Linked DNA regions of Homo sapiens: region 2 is linked to region 1. A link is an interaction called in ENCODE POLR2A ChIA-PET data of the cell type or tissue named here. Cell type or tissue: K562. All regions are shown on one strand. Each heading gives the region's core, and the rest is flanking DNA. Links, peaks and the distances in the headings are about the cores only.

Region 1 (2,893 bases), core at 146-2,645:
TGGGATCTGAGCGAAGGCAGCTCCATGTGAGGCCATCCATGTTAATCCATTCAGTAATCATTTACTGGACGTAACATGTTCTGGGCGCAGGCTTTACTGGGAACATGGGGGTGAACAGGACAGACGTGGTCCCTGTGCTCGAGGACCTGACATTCGAATGTGGAGGGGACAGGTGGATAATTTACAAGGTATTTTAGGGCTCTGACGGCTATAAGCACAGAGACTGGGGTGCGGGGAGGGGGTCCATGCCCAGTCTGGAGGGAGAGATGTCCCAATTGCAGTCTGAAGGACAGTAGATGTCAGGTTGGGGGACAATAGCAGGAGTGTCCCAGGCACAGAGAACTGCGTGAACAAAGAGGAAGAGAATGGCTCTCTGGGGAAAGGGCAAGTTCTGGAAGGTGCCTGTGTGCAGTAAGGCGTGAGGAGGTGAGAGCCGAGGCTGAGAGGTAGGTAGGACCCAGATCCTGGGGGGCTTGGAAGCCATTGACCAGGCTCTGGAGGCAGGTTTCGCTGGGAGGTGTCCACAGCTGCCTCCTCTTCCCTGATCAGAGTCTCCCGGGGCATCTTATCAAAATGCACATTCCTGGGCCTAACTTGGACCTAATCAAACTCTGTGGCTGGGCCCAAGAGTCAGCAATGTTAAACACCCCGAAGGATTCTTGTGCCCACAGCTGTAGATGGTTGGCTTCACTGGAGAGTTTTCGGGCTGCTGTTTTCCTTCAGGATGCCCCCTCTGCCTGCAGCGTAGGTCCAGGCAGGGCTGGTGGCCAGATAGCAGTGGGGAGCTGCTGGGGTTGTAGTGAGGAAGAGGACTGGGAGGATGGGGGATTGATGGGATCAGGTCGGGGGTCAGGGAGGAGCCCCAGGTTCCAGCTTGGGCTCTGAGTGGATGGGGTCGAGGGAACAGGAGCAGAAGTGGGGAGCGGTTTGGGGCAAGGGGACTTGGCTTGAAACTGGATGGATTTGAGATGTCTGGGGTGGGACATCCAAGGGTCTCAGGTTTGGAGCTTGGGGAGATGTCTGGGCAGGAGAGAGAGAGTAGAAAGTCATCAGCAAGTTCAGGGGAATTTGGGGTCGCAGGAGGGAGTGGGTTAAATCCTCAGGGAGGAGGGAGGGGGGCCAATCGGAAGAACCTCAGAGAATGTCCTTGTTAGCGGGGAGCAGCTAGAGGGACAGGAGGGAGGGAAGGAAGGAAGGAGGAAACCTGGAAGATGAGGTCAGCCACGAGAGATAAGGGGTAAGAACATCCGGCAGACTTAGCGTTCCGGAGGTGGCCCTGGAGAGGACATCGTGACCCAGAGTGAAGGATCTGTCGCAGGAAAGAATGGAAGATAAGGACAGAGAGGTTGGTTGGGTGAGGTGTTGACCTCTAGGCCGAGCAGTTTGAACTTTATGCTGTGGCACTGGGCCCCAGCGAAGATTTTTGAGCAAGGCAGTGACATACAACAACAGAATAGTAATGATAGCTCTCTTCTTGATTGAACACTCAGAGTAGGTTGCACCCCGGGCTGCCTGATTACTCATTTAACCTTGAGCAGGACACCACAGGGCTCTTCTTTTGGACAGAGAAGAAACTTTCCCCAGTGCACAGAGCCAGCTAGTGCTAGAGCTGGGACTGGCATCCAAGGCTACCTGTTTGACTCCAAGCCCAGAGCGCTTTGTGGGTACAACATCGTGGGGCTTGAGGGAGGTGGTTTGGGTAGCCCCCTGTGGCTGGCCTGGGATGGAGAGAGGCAGGAGGTGGGGGAGGGTGGACTTGGGTGCAGGCAGGGGAGTGGAGGGGAAGGGGGGATTTGGGCAAAGGCGAAGAGGTGGGTGGGAGCCTTTGTTGGGGGTAGGGAGACTGATGGGCAGGGGCTTCTTTGCCTTGAGTCCCAGTGAAGCTGGAGGTGTCATAGCGGGGACCTAAGATAGGATGGGGGGCTGGGCGTGTCAGCTGTGGGACCCCTGACTGCTTTACTGCTAACCGGCCTGTGGCCCAGAGTCTCACCATCCTGACCTCCTGGTGCTTTCCAGCAGCCATGAGAGAGAGCTGTCATCCATCCTAGTGTGCAGAGGGGGAGACTGAGACTTGGGGAGGCCCTGGGACTTGCTGGGATCATGTGGCTGGTTGGTGGCAGAGCCATACCAGACTTGCCTGCTGGACCCCCGACCCTGTGCCTTTCACACGGCCTCTCAAGGTGCCCTGGGAAGGCGGTCATGCAGAACCAGTGCCTGAGACTGTCTTTCTAAGAGTGGGAGCAGGCCCATTTCCACCTCTCTTTCCCGTGAATTCCCAGCCGTGCCCCCTCCCTGTCCTGCTGCTCCCCTTTCCCCAGAGCATGGTCCTGGGCACTAGAGCTAAGGCACCTGTGAATTCAGAGGGTGGCCCTCAGGTCCTCAGACTGGCTGGGACCTGAGGGTCCCAAGTGTCGAAGGGTTGGAGGCCAGGGCTGTGGGTTGTGCTTGACCTGAGAAGATAAAGAAGCCGCCCTGATATAATTCCAGTCGGGGGAAGCCACGGCCTTGTCAGCTGGCCACATTTCTCCCCATCTCTGAGGGCCGGCCGTCGTCGTCTTTTTTTTTTTTTTTTTTTTTTTTTTTGAGACAGAGTCTTGCTCTGTCACCCAGGCTGGAGTGCAATGGCGCGATCTTCGCTCACTGCAACCTCTGCCTCCTGGGTTCAAGCGGTTCTCCTGCCTCAGCCTCCCAAGTAGCTGGGATTGCAGGTGCCTACCACCACGCTCAGCTAATCTTTGTATTTTTAGTAGAGACAGGGTTTCACCATGTTGGTCAGGCTGGTCTCGAACTCCTGACCTCAGGTTATCCACCTGCCTCAGCCTCCCAAAGTGCTGGGCTGACAGGCGCGAGCCACCCAAGGAGTGAGTGCTCTTTTTCCTTGCAGAGGGTGGAA
Region 2 (2,893 bases), core at 285-2,784, 55 kb before region 1:
CCTCGTATGTCAATCTGCACTCTGCAACTCCTGCGAGAGCCCTAGCCTGCAGCTCCCTGTTGTGCCCACCCTACCTCGCCCCCACCTCCCCTGGCACCTCGGAGCCAGATGGGGCCAGCGTGCGCGTCCCGGTAGGGTACCGCGCAGGGGCAGCGCACGGTTCGGAGGAGGTAGAAGAGGATCCAGAGCGTTGCCAGCAGCATCATCGCAGTGAGCAGCGCGAACACGTCGGTGTCGTACACGGCCACCTTGTTGAAGGCTCCGCCGCTGATGAGCGTGCAGGCGAGGAGCAGCACGTTCACCGCCAGCAGCACCGACAGCAGGCGGCCACCCTTCTTCCACACCTCCCTGGGGCCCGCACGCGGCGCCGGGGGGCTCTCCTTGGGGCCCTGGGCCAGCTCCTCGGACATGGCGGAGGCGACTGGAGAAGGCTAGAGGGATCACTGTAGGGGAGGAGCGGACAAAACTCCAGGTCAACCCTGACGGCTCTCCTTCCCCCATCTCATCCCTAGACTTGGGGACTAGGGAGTTCCTGACCCGCAGGGTTGGGGCTTCGGGTGCTGGAGGAAGCGCTGGGAAAGGGGAAGAGAAAATGCGGAACCTGCCCCTCTCGCTGGATGGGAAGAAAGGAGAAGCGGCAGCACCCGGTTGGACCCCTCCAAGGTCCCCACTCCCCAAGTCCGACTGCCCTCCGGCCCGGGGCACCCACCTGGCTGGGCTTGGAGCCGGCGCTGAGCTGGGGGTCAGGGGACGGCGAGCGTCTCCTCTCTCCCACGCCGAGATGGACAGGCGCTTTATACCCAGGAGGACAGGGTGATTTACAGCTGCGGGAGTTTGGCTCCATAAAGCTCTCAGTCCCGCTCACATGATCCATCTTTCTCCAAGGTGAATTTAGGGAAGAGCCCGCTGGAGCCAGATAAGGCAAGATTCATATTTACCCTTTGAGAGGCGACCCCACTCCGTCACCCCGGTGCGGCCAGGCTCGGGCGCGGCCCCGCACTGCGGCACCTAGAGGGCACCCCGCCCCTGGTGCCCACCGCGCCCTGGCGCGCAGCATTCCAGGCGCCCAGAGCCCCGAGAGCTAAGCTCAAGAGACGTCCAAAAAGCCTGCGGGCACCCTGACGCCCTCCAGCCGCGGCGCACCCTGAATCCTGTGCTCCTGTGCTCCTGCCTGGGATGGCAACCCCAGTTCCCCTCTCCCCCACGGTCCTCGCAGTGATCCAAGCTCCCCTTTCCTCTATCCCACCGCCCTGCCCGCCCCCGCCGCCGGCCCGCGCTCCGTTGGACTCCGGGGCTTGGGTGCGAAGTTCCACGCGGCACGCGGAGCCGCTGCCAGTCCTCCAGCGCCCCCTGCTGGAGTGCGGTCGAGGGACTCCGTTCAGGCGGCGGCGGCCTGGCCCGTCCCACTCGCTGACCGAACCGCGGTCGGTCACGGTGCCCCTTCTTAGGTCCACTGTCCTGGGGCTCAGGACGGCTCCCCCACCCCGCCCTCCGGCACCCCTCCCCAGCTCTCGGTTCGTTCCACTGACAGGTGGAGAAATACGGAGCCACAGCGCCCCAGGCTCTAGTGAGGACAGATCTCTGACTGTCCCCGGACTGGGCGTCACAGTGCGCGGCCCCGGGGTGGGCACTTTTGAAGAGGAGGACAGGGCCTTGCGTGGGTCACCCTCGTGTATTGAGGTGCATGCAGGGTGTTTAGGACCCAGGGGAAGACCGGGGGCGGCTCCCTGGACAGCGGGAGATTTCGTCCCCCGCCCCCTCCGCCCCCGCCCCCGGGTGAGCGTTTCAGATGTCTTGGTAGTCGCGGCTCTGGCGCTCCGCACCCTCCGTCTGCGGCAGCGGGGGCTGGCGGCCCCGGCCCCTGCCCGGCCCCGTCCTCCAACCTCATGCCTCAGCCCTAATACCGCCGCCCTCCCCTGCGGGGGGCCTTTCTCCGTGTCCCCCGCCCGCCCCGTCCACTTCGGGCGCCATGAACGACCAGTACCACCGGGCAGCCCGGGATGGCTACCTGGAGCTCCTCAAGGAGGCCACCCGAAAGGAGCTGAATGCCCCCGACGAGGATGGCATGACCCCCACTCTCTGGGCTGCCTACCATGGCAACCTCGAGTCGCTGCGTCTCATTGTGAGCCGCGGGTGAGTACGCCCCACCCAGTGCCCTTGAGGCCCCTGAGACCACCCCAAACTTCCTCGTCCACCACTCCTCTGAGCTGCCTCCTTCCCCTGCAGACAGGCGGACCCTTAGACCCTGGCGTTTGTGGGAGAGACACATGTTGAGGGGACCCAAGCGGAGGCATCTGACACTTGTTAACACTTGTGACCTGGATCTGGGGCTAGGAGGGGAGAAACCGGGATTTGGGGGTTCCTGATTATGGGGGGTTGCTGCAGAGTGAGGGGAAGGTGGGAGAGATCCCCTGGCTGGGGTCCCCCTGGAAGCAAGAGTGAGGGGATAGTGAGACTCGGAGAGAAGGTTAGGAAGTCTCGAGGGGCCAGCAGTGGGGGCTAGAAAGGGAGGGGTCTCCACTGCCCACTCTCCAGCCTTGATCCAAAGGGCTCTGCCAGCCAGCACCCACGTTCTCCGGCAGGCTGGTGTCACACAGCGCTTGCCCTCAACCTGCTCATTTTGGGGATTTATGGACACTGTCCAGGGCGCCAAATGTCACTGATTCAGCCACTCCATTAACTCTCTCCAAGTCCCTCCCCCACAGCCGGGCACAGCTAAGCAATGGTGGAGGCTGTGATGTGGTCACCCTGAAGGGGCTTCTCTTCCCTCCCCCTCCCTTTGGAGTTGTCCTGGGTGGGGGGGTGGGCATACAGTGCAGGTGTCAGTGCCAGGGAAGGGGCCTGGAGGTGGCAGTTGAGCCACCTCCAGGACCAGAGCCACTGATATGGGTTC

What was found. ChIA-PET counts read pairs that join two places held together with the same protein. Peaks named below come from ENCODE experiments on the same cell type or tissue, not always from the same donor. Only the 100,000 strongest peaks of a DNase experiment are listed, where the experiment ranks them.
Region 2: POLR2A ChIA-PET joins it to region 1 with 5 read pairs; 14 of 35 experiments call an interaction of 5 or more read pairs at or near these places.

Annotation. Positions count from the first base shown.
Region 1 is chr17:74,866,997-74,869,889 of GRCh38, reverse strand. All of the region lies in intron 2 of FDXR (ferredoxin reductase), which reads left to right. Among named protein-coding and RNA genes, the nearest start is that of FDXR, 4.6 kb to the left of the region's middle. In K562, for the core only: no CTCF peak of the experiment used is centred there; a DNase peak (open chromatin) is centred at 1,279; H3K4me3 peaks cover 275 bases.
Region 2 is chr17:74,922,150-74,925,042 of GRCh38, reverse strand. USH1G (USH1 protein network component sans) reads left to right here and starts at 1,788. Exons shown (of 3, transcript NM_173477.5): 1 at 1,788-2,133. The coding sequence starts at 1,970. It overlaps OTOP2 (otopetrin 2), which reads right to left and starts at 770. Exons shown (of 7, transcript NM_178160.3): 1 at 710-770; 2 at 98-443. The coding sequence starts at 410. RefSeq lists a silencer at 651-834. In K562, for the core only: a CTCF peak has its summit at 1,352 (motif pointing left); DNase peaks (open chromatin) are centred at 411, 1,342 and 1,722; H3K4me3 peaks cover 1,850 bases; H3K27me3 peaks cover 882 bases.